Linked DNA regions of Homo sapiens: region 1 is linked to region 2. Evidence: chromatin loops called from intact Hi-C (ENCODE). Cell type or tissue: gastrocnemius medialis. All regions are shown on one strand. Region 1 overlaps ATP8B2 (ATPase phospholipid transporting 8B2). Region 2 overlaps IL6R (interleukin 6 receptor).

Region 1 (5,000 bases), 97 kb after region 2:
CAAAGCTCCAGACCTGCTGCTTCAACTGCCAGACTTGACATACCAGGCATCTTGAATTTCCCGTGGCCCAAACTCAACTATTGTTTCCTTTCCCCAAATCTGATCCTGGTCTTTCTCAACTCAGGAAATGCCACAACCCATTCAGTTGCTCCAACTAAAAACCCTGCAATGGATCTTGATTCATTTCTGTAAAAATTTTTTTTTAATTTTTTTTTTGTTGTTTTTTATCTTGATTCATTTCTCTCTCTTCTTTGGACCCCACATTCAATCTATTGGTTCCATTTTTTTTTTTTTTTTTTGAGACAGAGTTTTGCTCTTGCCCAGGCTGGAGTGCAATGGCGCGATCTCGGCTCACCACAACCTCCACCTCCCAGGTTCAAGCGATTCTCCTGCCTCAGCCTTCCCAAGTAGCTGGGATTACAGGCATGTGCCACCAAGTCCGGCTAATTTTGTATTTTTAGTAGAGATGGGGTTTCTCCATGTGGGTCAGGCTGGTCTTGAACTCCCAACCTCAGGTAATCCGCCTACCTCGGCCTCCCAAAGTACTGGGATTATAGGCTTGAGCCACCGCGCCCGGCCTGTTGTTTCCATTTTCAAAACATCTCTGGAATCTCACGGCCTTTTACTCTATTCCGAGCCCTCATTAGGCTCACCTGGTGACTGCTCTCACCTCCTAGTCTCCCATTTCCACCCTTGCCCCCTACACTTTATTATCCACGAAACTGTAAGAGCGGCCCTTTAAAAACATAAGTAAGCTTCTGGTATTTCTCTGCTCAAAGCCCTCCAATGGCTTCCTCTCACATTTAGATTAAAATTCAAAAACTCAAAGTTCTTCCTCTGACCCATAAGGGCTTAAATAATCCTGACTCATTCCACACCCCCACCCTCCAACTCATTTCCTCCACTCCTCCCCAGCTCCACGTGCAGAAGACCTCCTCCCAGGCCAGGGCTGAAGGCCTTTATATTGCTGTTTCCTCTTCCTGGATTGACAGTTCCCAGAGAGCCACATGGCAGGCTCCCTTTCCCTTTATTCAGATTTCTCTGTGCTAGCTGGGCACGGTGGCTCACACCTGTAATCCCAGCACTTTGGGAGGCCGAGGTGAGTGGATCACCTGAGGTCAGGAGTTCAAGACCAGCCTGGCCAACATGGTGAAACCCTATCTCTACTAAAAATACAAAAATTAGCCAGGCTTGGTGGCGTGTGCCTGTAATCCCAGCTACTCAGGAGGCTGAGGCATGAGAATCGCTTGAACCCGGGAGGCAGAGGCTGCAGTGAGTCGAAGGCTGCAGTGAGCCGAGATCGCACCACTGCACTCCAGCCTGGGCAAGACTCCTTCTCGAAAATAAATAAATAAATAAATAAAATAAACAGAATACTTGGCACATAAGAAATGTTGAATGTGCAGATTAGCTGATGGTCCTGTTAGTCCCAGAACAGCTGTGATTCCTCACCGATTCAAGGAGGCCACGGGGACTTACCCACAAACCGGAACTGGTTGGGAAACATGTCGAAGAGCCCATTGCTGTGCATGGCAAAGAGGATGGCAAAGTAAACAGCAAGGCTTCCCCAGATGAAGAAGTGGTTGATGGCCGTCCAGTAGCCTGTGTCGAGCCCAATCTGCAGAAAGTAGGCATAGTCAGGCAGGCGCACGCCCTAAAAGCCCCTTCCCCCAGAAACAGAACTGTGGTGCCCAGGGCAGCCCCAGGGACAGAAGGCTCACTCCTTCCAGAGAAGAGGGGAGTTCCTGGATGGCCTCATACCTGCACGCTAACCACAATGACCAAGGATGTGGCCACAGTGACTGCAAAGGACTGGTAGTCAGCCAGCTGAGTGCCATCATCCCGGGTGGCATCAGCAAACACCCCATAGGGAATGAAGAACATGAGCACGGAGGTGTAGATGCCCTGGGCGATGCAGATGAAGAACTCCCGCTTGTTGAAGAGAAGGTTCAGCTGGCCCGGCTCATACAGCTTAGGGTACTCCATGCTCCGCTGCTCGGGGACATCCTGTGTGGGAGGACCATGTAGCATAGGGGGCCTCAGAGGTTGCCGTTTTGACCCTGGATGACCAAGGGCAGACTCTGACTCTGTCCCTGCCTCCTCCTTTCCAAAGTCTTTGGCAGCTAGAACCAACCTCAAGCCAGCTACCCCCAGACTAACTTAGTTCAGCAACCCAAGAGAGTTCTAGATCAGCTGCAGCCAGGAGGGAGAACCAGCCACACCTTCCCCGGCTGAAAGAACTGCCTTCCCAGTGGCCACAGGAAATGGGCACAAGTGTCACACACCACGTCTATGTGACTCCTTCAAGCAGTGACCTTCCCCGCATCCCATCTGATCATCAAACTCCCCCATACCTGATCAAAGACCCCCATAGCCAGGACTGGCAGGGAGGTGTACACGATGTTATACAGGGTGATGAAATACTGGTCATAGACGGTCTGGAAGAGAACAGGGAGCAAGGGAGCATGCAACCTTTCTTTGCTACACATCAGGCACAGGAAGACAGCTGATGTCACATACAGAGAACCCTAAGAAATTTTCTGAGGCTCCTTCTCTCCTCCTTTAATAAGCATTTTTTAAGAGTATGTACCAGAAAATAGCTAGGCCCTGGGGGACTGAGTGATAAACAAGACAGAACCTCTGCCCTCAGGTTTACAGATTTGCACAACAGTGGACTGGGAACATTTATTACCTGGGCTGAGAAGCCACAGAAGAAGCCAAACCAGAAGTGGACCATGGTGAAAGCAAAGTTTTTGTAGAAGAAATAGCAAAGAAACTTGCACATTCGCAGGTAGGACCAGCGCCCATGCACCAGCAGGAGGCGCTGCAGGAACTTGAACTGGGAGAAGGAGTAATCGGAGGCCAAGACAGCCTGGATCCCTTCCTGCCCACTGATCCCCACACCAATGTGAGCCGCTGCAGAGACAAGAGATGACAAGAGGGTGAAGATGGCCACCGGCCACACACTTTAGAGCCTACCAAGTTACAACCCCCTTCCCGTCATTCTTCTGCAGTCCAGAGACCTCAGTGGGCCCCTCCCCAGCCTCAAGCCCAGCCTACACACCTGCACAGCCCACACTCACTTTTGATCATGCTGACATCATTGGCTCCGTCTCCAATGGCAAGCGTCACAGCCTTCTTGTACTTCTTGACCAGTTCTACCACCTGTGCCTTCTGCAAGGGGGTCACCCGGCAGCAGATGACAGCTTTGCAGGCACACGCTGTCTCCAGAAACTCCAGCTCCATGTCTGCCTCCAGTGCGTGGGCCTGGAGCACAGAGAAACCTGAGAGAGCCAGTCTTTCCAGGAGACACCTGGGAGTCTCAGCTCCTCCCAGTCCCCTTTGAGACCAGTCTTCTCTGAAATCAGGGGAAATTAGAACAAGATATAAAAGCCCTGGACAGAAGTGCTCACTGGAAAGATACTGCCCAAGCTAAGGATAGCGATGCCTACCAGGCTGTGACCATTTATGACCAGGGCGTACTCCCCAGCAACGGCCTCCAGGACAGAAGTTAGCTTGGAAGAAGAAAGCTTGTCCTGATAGGTGAAGCCGTTGCCTACGGAGCGGGATGAGTCCATCATCTTCTCCCGGGCTTTCCTGTCGAGGTGGAAATGATACGGTTGTGGTCTTCCAGAACGGCAGTGGGGAGCAGGGATTCAAGTCTAAATGGTCCAGAAACCCCCACCTGAGCCCTGGGCACAACGCACAGCACCGCCTCCCCTGGGCTTCTTGTTTACCTGAGCTCCTCCCGCACCTCCAGGACAGTATGGCCAGTGACTATGAAAACCTCAGTCATGTCATCCGTCAGCATCTTGCAGGAATAGCCGATGTTCACAGCCGTCTCTACCAAGAGAGAACGCAGGAGCTACGGACAGGCACCCAACAAGGTCAGCACACTTGCCTGCCTGATGTCCTCGGCTCCATGCAAGGGTCCAACAGGGCTACTGTCAGTTGCAACTGGCTCTGCCCTGCTGGGCTCTCACCTTGCTTGTCTCCGGTTAGCACCCAAATCTTGATGTTGGCCAGTGTCAGGAGGGCAATGGTCTCTGGAACCCCTTGCTGAAGTTTGTCCTCAATGGCCGTTGCACCCAGCAGCTGAAAATACCACAAGGATTCCTGGCACAAGAATTGCAGGCATGAGCCCTCCGTGCCCATCCTTGGCCCGTCCCGCAGCCCGTACCATCATGTTGTTCTCAACCTCCTCATAGATGCTAGCCAGCCTGTCCTCCCGGCTGTCCTGGGCCAGGCTGGCCTGGAGGCGTCGCTCAGCCCACTCCTCGTAGTACTCTTCATCCAGATCCTTGTAGGCCAGCACCAGGGTCCTCAGCCCTTCCCCTGCGTACTCCTGGAGGCAGAGTGGAAAGGCACACCTGGGTAAGTCTGGAGAGCTAATGGACAGCGTGAGGGCGACAATGAATAATCCTGCACTGTAGACTGGGTGTGTGCCACATTCCACAGTTAGGGACTGTCACCACATACATAAAAAGAGGTAACTATGGGAGCTGGCTGATGTGTTAAGTTGTCTGACTGTAGTAATCACTTCACTATATATACACATCAAAACATCACGTTGTAGACCTTAAATTTACACAATAAAACAAACTTAAGTCGCCTCCCCCACACTAAGAGTAGAACCCCCCAGGCTGGCCCCTCCTCTCCTCACACCCACATTAAGGTGGTCCATGGTGGTGTTGAGCAGCTCTTGAGTGGAGTGGTGCAGTCTGTCCAGTAGGATAGTGTCAGCCCCTTTGCAGTAGAGTCGGATCTTCCCCTCTGGATTCCGCACTATGAATGGGGCAGGTGAAGAAAGTGCCAGAAAAATTCAGACAGGCAAAGACCCCCAACATAAACACATCAAGAGTCACCCGGCACACTTCACCCATTCCAGGCCTGAATGCTGTCCCCAAACGCCCCAGCACCCCAGGCCTGGCCTCACCTATGACCGACATCCGCTTGCGGATGTTGTTGAAGTCCAGGATGGCCAGCAGCTGGTAGGTGAT
Region 2 (5,000 bases):
AAGCGCCCCTCATTTTGAGGTTTCACCCTTCCTCATTTGGGGGGGGCGGGTGTGGGGGGCAGTTAAGGAGTCTTTTTGTTGTTAAGACAGGGTCTCCCTCTGTTGCCCAGGCTGGAGTGCAGTAGTGCAATCATAGCTCATTGCAGCCTCCAACTGCTGGGCTCAGGTGATCCTTCCACCTCAGCCTCCCACTTAGCTAGGACTACAGGTGTGCACTGCTATGCCCAACTAATTTTTTTTTAACTTTTTTTTGTAAAGACAGGGTCTCCTTATGGTGCCCGGCTGGTCTCTATCTCCTGGGCTCAGGCAATCCTCCCCCATCAGCCTCGTAAAGTGCTGGGATTATAGGCCTGAGCCACCACGCCTGACCAAGCATCCTTTCTTTTATGAAATTATGGTGATGGTAAATGCTAATAGTTATTTATCACTTACTTGTTACATTTTATGTCCTTACTTAGCAAAATTAAAAGCTGGCAACCAGCCGGGCACGGTGGCTCATGCCTGTAATCCCAGCACTTTGGGAGGCCGAGGTGGGTGGATCACCTGAGGTCAAGAGTTAAGACCAGCCTGACCAACATGGAGAAACCCCGTCTCTACTAAAAATACAAAATTAGCCGGGCATGATGGCGCATGCCTGTAATCCCAGCTACTCAGGAGGCTGATGCAGGGGAATTGCTTGAACTCAGGAGGTGGAGGTTGCGGTGAGCTGAGATCACGCCATTGCACTCCAGCCTAGGCAACAAGAGCGAAACTCCGTTTCAAAAAAAAAAAAAAAAAGCTAGCAACTTTAATTGGTCCCCAGAATTGTTTTTGAAATTTTACAGACCCGTGAAATCCCAACGTTTAGGAATCACCCAGTTGTGCACAAGGATGTCAGGCGGATAGGCAATGCGAGGATGAGGGAGGAGGGTCGTGGAGAGGGGCACGAAGAGTGGAGTGCAACAGAATGGCTGACTGCTAGATGCTATTGAGATGTGGCAAGAACCCAAACCAAGGCAGAGACATTTGGTGCGATGTGCAAGCTCCTGGCTGGGTAGCTGGGTGGGTGGGGTGTCCCCTGGACAAGCAGGGCAGGGAGATCTGTGAGGGGTGTGATATGTTTGGTTTGGGTCATGCGGAGCACCTGGCACAGGAGGGAGGATCTGGCCAGAAGTCTGGGCCAAGTTGAAGACATGAATCCAAAGCTCGAGAGACAGGCTTGGCAGGAGATACGGGTGAAAGGCAGTCATGCTGGCATTTATTGCACCCTTGTCATGTGCCAGGCTCTGTGCTAATTGCTTCTCACCTCACTGAAGCCTCACAACCCAGCAAGGCTGGGGTTTGGGTTTTTTGAGGCAGGCATTATTATTCCCATTTGACAAATAAGCAAACTGAGTCTCAGTGAGGTACTTCCCCAGGGTCGTGCTAGTCAAGGGCAAGGGCAGCAACTAGACCCAATGCTGCCTGACTCCAGAGCCAGTGCTCTGCACAAAGTGGCAGGTGATGCAGTGGAAGTGGGCGGGGCCCCAGTGGAATGTTCCAGAAAGCTGCAGAAAACAGGGCAGAGAGGGAATTCAGGGATGCCATATGGATAAGTGAACAGGGCAAAATCTCTCCGGAAATGTGTAACCAAGGCTCTTTAACCCCAGAATGTCCCACTTGGGAGTGCTGCAGAGAGGAACAAAACAAACTCCTCCAGAATGGATGGCCAAAGAGTTTGAGAAGATAACGTGTAGCTGGAGGCACTGACCGCCCAGTCCTGGCTTCAGGGCACCCCCTCATGTGCAAATGCAAACCTTTGGTATCACCTCCTCCAACAGGTGTGATTCCCATTCTTGGGGAATAGGAGAGGGAGTTAAAGGGATTATTTGTGAGAAGCAAGGAATAACCCCCTTATACCTAATGGGCTTTTCCCAGGCATTTTGCCCCACGCCCTCTTTGAAAAGGGGCTCCAGCCTGGCACAGTGGCTCATGGCTATAAATCCCAGAGCTTTGGGAGGCTGAGGCAGGAGGATCACTCAAGGCCTGTGCAACATAGGGTGACCTCATCTCTGTAAAATATTTTTTAAAAAATTAGCTGGGCATCGTGATGCATGCCTATAGTCCTAGCTACTCAGAGGCTGAGGCAGGAGTTCAAGGCTGGAGTGAGCTATGATTATGCCACTGCACTCCGGCTTGGGCAACAGAATGAGATACCATCTCTGAAAAAAAAAAAAAAGAAGAAAATGATTTTGTGATTCCCCCAGACTCAATGTTGATGTGACAGGGAGAACTCCCATCAGGAGAGGATAAATTCAGAACTCCCGCTTGAGAGAAAGCTGCCGACCGTGCTGGCCTTGCTGGCCAAAGCAGGGCTAAGACAGAGTGACCCTGGGACCCCCAACTTCATACAAAAGGCTATCCTGGGCTACAGTCTGTGCGGGGGGCCAGGCCCCAGCCTCAAGGGGGCAGCACCTGCTGAAGTCCAGGCTCCAGAGCCCCACTCTATGGCATTCCACTTCCACTCCTACAGGGGCCCACCAAGGCCGGCCTCCACCTGTCCCACTCAGACCACCCACCCACACACGTGTCGGCCTCACCAAGCAGCTCTCTGCCACCCTCCCCTTGCTCACAGCTCCGTGCCTTTGTACTCTGCCTACAATCCCCATTTTCTGTCTGGGACCCTCCTACACATCCTTCAAGACATAATTCAATTGTCACCTCCTCCATGAAGCTTTTCCTGCTATCTCTAAACTGCCCCAACAGAACAGTCTGCTTACGGCCTTATCGTGCTGTGAACACCATCTATTACGTATTAGACATACTACAGTGGGGCACGCACCCTCCTCCAGCCCCCTCAAGCACATACTAAAACCACCAGGAAAGCTTTCTCAAACCACCCACTCTACTTCCTCCTCCAGATTCCAATGCAGTGAGTTCACGATGGCATCCAGGATAGTGATTCTGGGATGCCCCTGGTCCCACTCTCCTCCCAAGAACCAGCACTGTCCTGTAATTGCTGATCCCCTTACAAATGCAGTATGCTTTAGCATTTCTAAAGAATATTTTTTCATCAGACTCACAAAAACTCTCTGAAAGGAACAAGATTGGTGCTATCATCTCTACTTTACCGATGACAAGACTGAGGCTCTGAGAGCTGAACTAACTTTACCAGTGTCATACAACCTGACTCCCAGGTGCTTCCCAGGACCTCTGTGTCTCCCAAAGGCCACCACTCCCACACCTAGTCTGGGAGGCAGGTGCATCCTGTCTGTCTGGGCCTTGAGAGCTGAAGGTCCTTGGGGTGGGTAAGCTCACCCCACACGGTGATACAGTGTTTAGTACACTGATGCGTCCCTAACAGCCAAATAACCGTGGTCCATAACACACACCTCACCTAGTGCTCTAACCTTCCCCTTATTTTTCAGAACTGCCCGCCAATTTCCAACCTGAATCCCCCTCTTGCGTCAAAATCATCCAAGTTCCTCTTGCTCTTCCCTCAGCAGAGAGGGGAGCAGCAGGTTTCTTTCTTGGATATATTCACAACTGGGTTTTGAAGACTTCCCCTGCCTCAAACCACACATGCATAGGGTGGAGGGCTCAAAGTCTTCCGCTCCTTACATGAGAAGAAACCGACTGTTCTATCTGAGCTCCCACAGAAGCTGTGTCTATGCCAAAGAAGCACATCCACCTGAGGCTGGAAAGTGGAGACCGTACCCAGTGCTGGCCAGACAGCCCCCACCACACCATCTTCCAATAGAAGGAGAGTGTCAGCAACTTAAAGAGGGACATCCACAAATGAGACCAGATTCAGGGGAAGGGGGCCAGAAAGGTGAAGAATTCACAGACCATCTCATGTAACAGCCTGGGAAGAGGAGCCCAAGCAGATGCAGGTCTGGGAACTCCAAAAGAATTCAGAGAGAGCAGACTAGGAAATTTGTCATTGGTTATCCCTGAGAACAGAGCAAGGGCCAGTGAGGCCAGAGTTAGGTTCACATAAGAAAGAACTTTCTATTTGAATAGATATTTCTCCAAAGATATATGAATGGCCAAGAAGCACATGAAAAGATCCTCAGCCTGGGTGTGGTGGCTCACGCCTGTAATCCCAGTACTTTGGGAGGCATAGATGGGCAGATCACTTGAGGTCAGGAGTTCAAGAGCAGCCTCGCCAACATGGCAAAGCCCCGTCTCTGCTAAAAATACAAAAATTAGCTGGGTGTGGTGGTGCATGCCAATCTCAACTACTCGGGAGGCTGAGGCACGAGAATCACTTGAACCCCAGGAGGTGGAGGTTACAGTGAGCCAAGATCGCCCCACTGCACTCCAGACTGGGTGACAGGGTGAGACTCTGTCTCAAAAAAAAAAAAAAAAAGACATTAATCATTAGGGAAATGCAAATCAAAACCACAGTGAGATAACACTTCACATCCATAAGGAGGACTATTGCAGCAAAATGAAAAATAACAAATGTTGGCAAGGATGTGGAGAAACTGGAACCCTTATACACTCTGGTGTAAGTGTAAAATGGTGCAGCCACTGTGGAAAACGGCATGGCATTTCCATGAAAATTTAAAAATAGAATTACCATATAATGCCACAATTATAATTCTGAGTATATACACAAAAGAACTGAAAGCAGGAATCTAAACAGATATTTTACACCCGTGTTCATAGCAGCATTATGCACAACCAAAATGGGGAAGCAAACCCAGTGTCCCCTGACAAATGAATGAATCAACACAATGTGGTATCTCTACACAATGGAATATTATTCAGCCTTAAAAAGGGAGGAAAGTCTGACACATGTTATACCACATGAATAAACCTTGAGGACATTATGCTAAGTGAAATAAGTCAGTCACCAAAGGACAAATACTCTCTGATTCCACTTATTTGAAGTACCTAGAGTGCAGCCTGGGCAACATGGTGAAACCTTGTCTCTACAAAAAATACAAAAATTAGCCAGGCATGGTGGCAGGCGCCTGTAATCTCAGCTACTCAGGAGGCTAAGGCTGGAGAATTGCTTGAACCCGGGAGGCAGA

What was found. A loop is a pair of places that touch in the nucleus more often than their neighbours do. Peaks named below come from ENCODE experiments on the same cell type or tissue, not always from the same donor. Only the 100,000 strongest peaks of a DNase experiment are listed, where the experiment ranks them.
Region 1: it touches region 2 in a loop (4-fold over the local background); 11 of 110 quality-filtered maps call a loop at or near these places.

What each region holds. Positions count from the first base shown.
Region 1 is chr1:154,343,238-154,348,237 of GRCh38, reverse strand. ATP8B2 (ATPase phospholipid transporting 8B2) reads right to left here. Exons shown (of 28, transcript NM_001370597.1): 16 at 4,937-5,000; 17 at 4,670-4,785; 18 at 4,181-4,345; 19 at 3,984-4,095; 20 at 3,738-3,843; 21 at 3,453-3,597; 22 at 3,084-3,267; 23 at 2,693-2,916; 24 at 2,355-2,438; 25 at 1,762-2,007; 26 at 1,480-1,618. Among named protein-coding and RNA genes, the nearest start is that of ATP8B2, 20 kb to the right of the region's middle. In gastrocnemius medialis, a CTCF peak has its summit at 2,803 (motif pointing right); no DNase peak of the experiment used is centred here.
Region 2 is chr1:154,439,986-154,444,985 of GRCh38, reverse strand. The region is part of intron 6 of IL6R (interleukin 6 receptor); the gene reads right to left. Among named protein-coding and RNA genes, the nearest start is that of IL6R-AS1, 36 kb to the right of the region's middle. RefSeq lists a silencer at 2,351-2,450. In gastrocnemius medialis, CTCF peaks have their summits at 2,220 and 2,419 (motif pointing right); a DNase peak (open chromatin) is centred at 1,135; H3K27ac peaks cover 3,909 bases.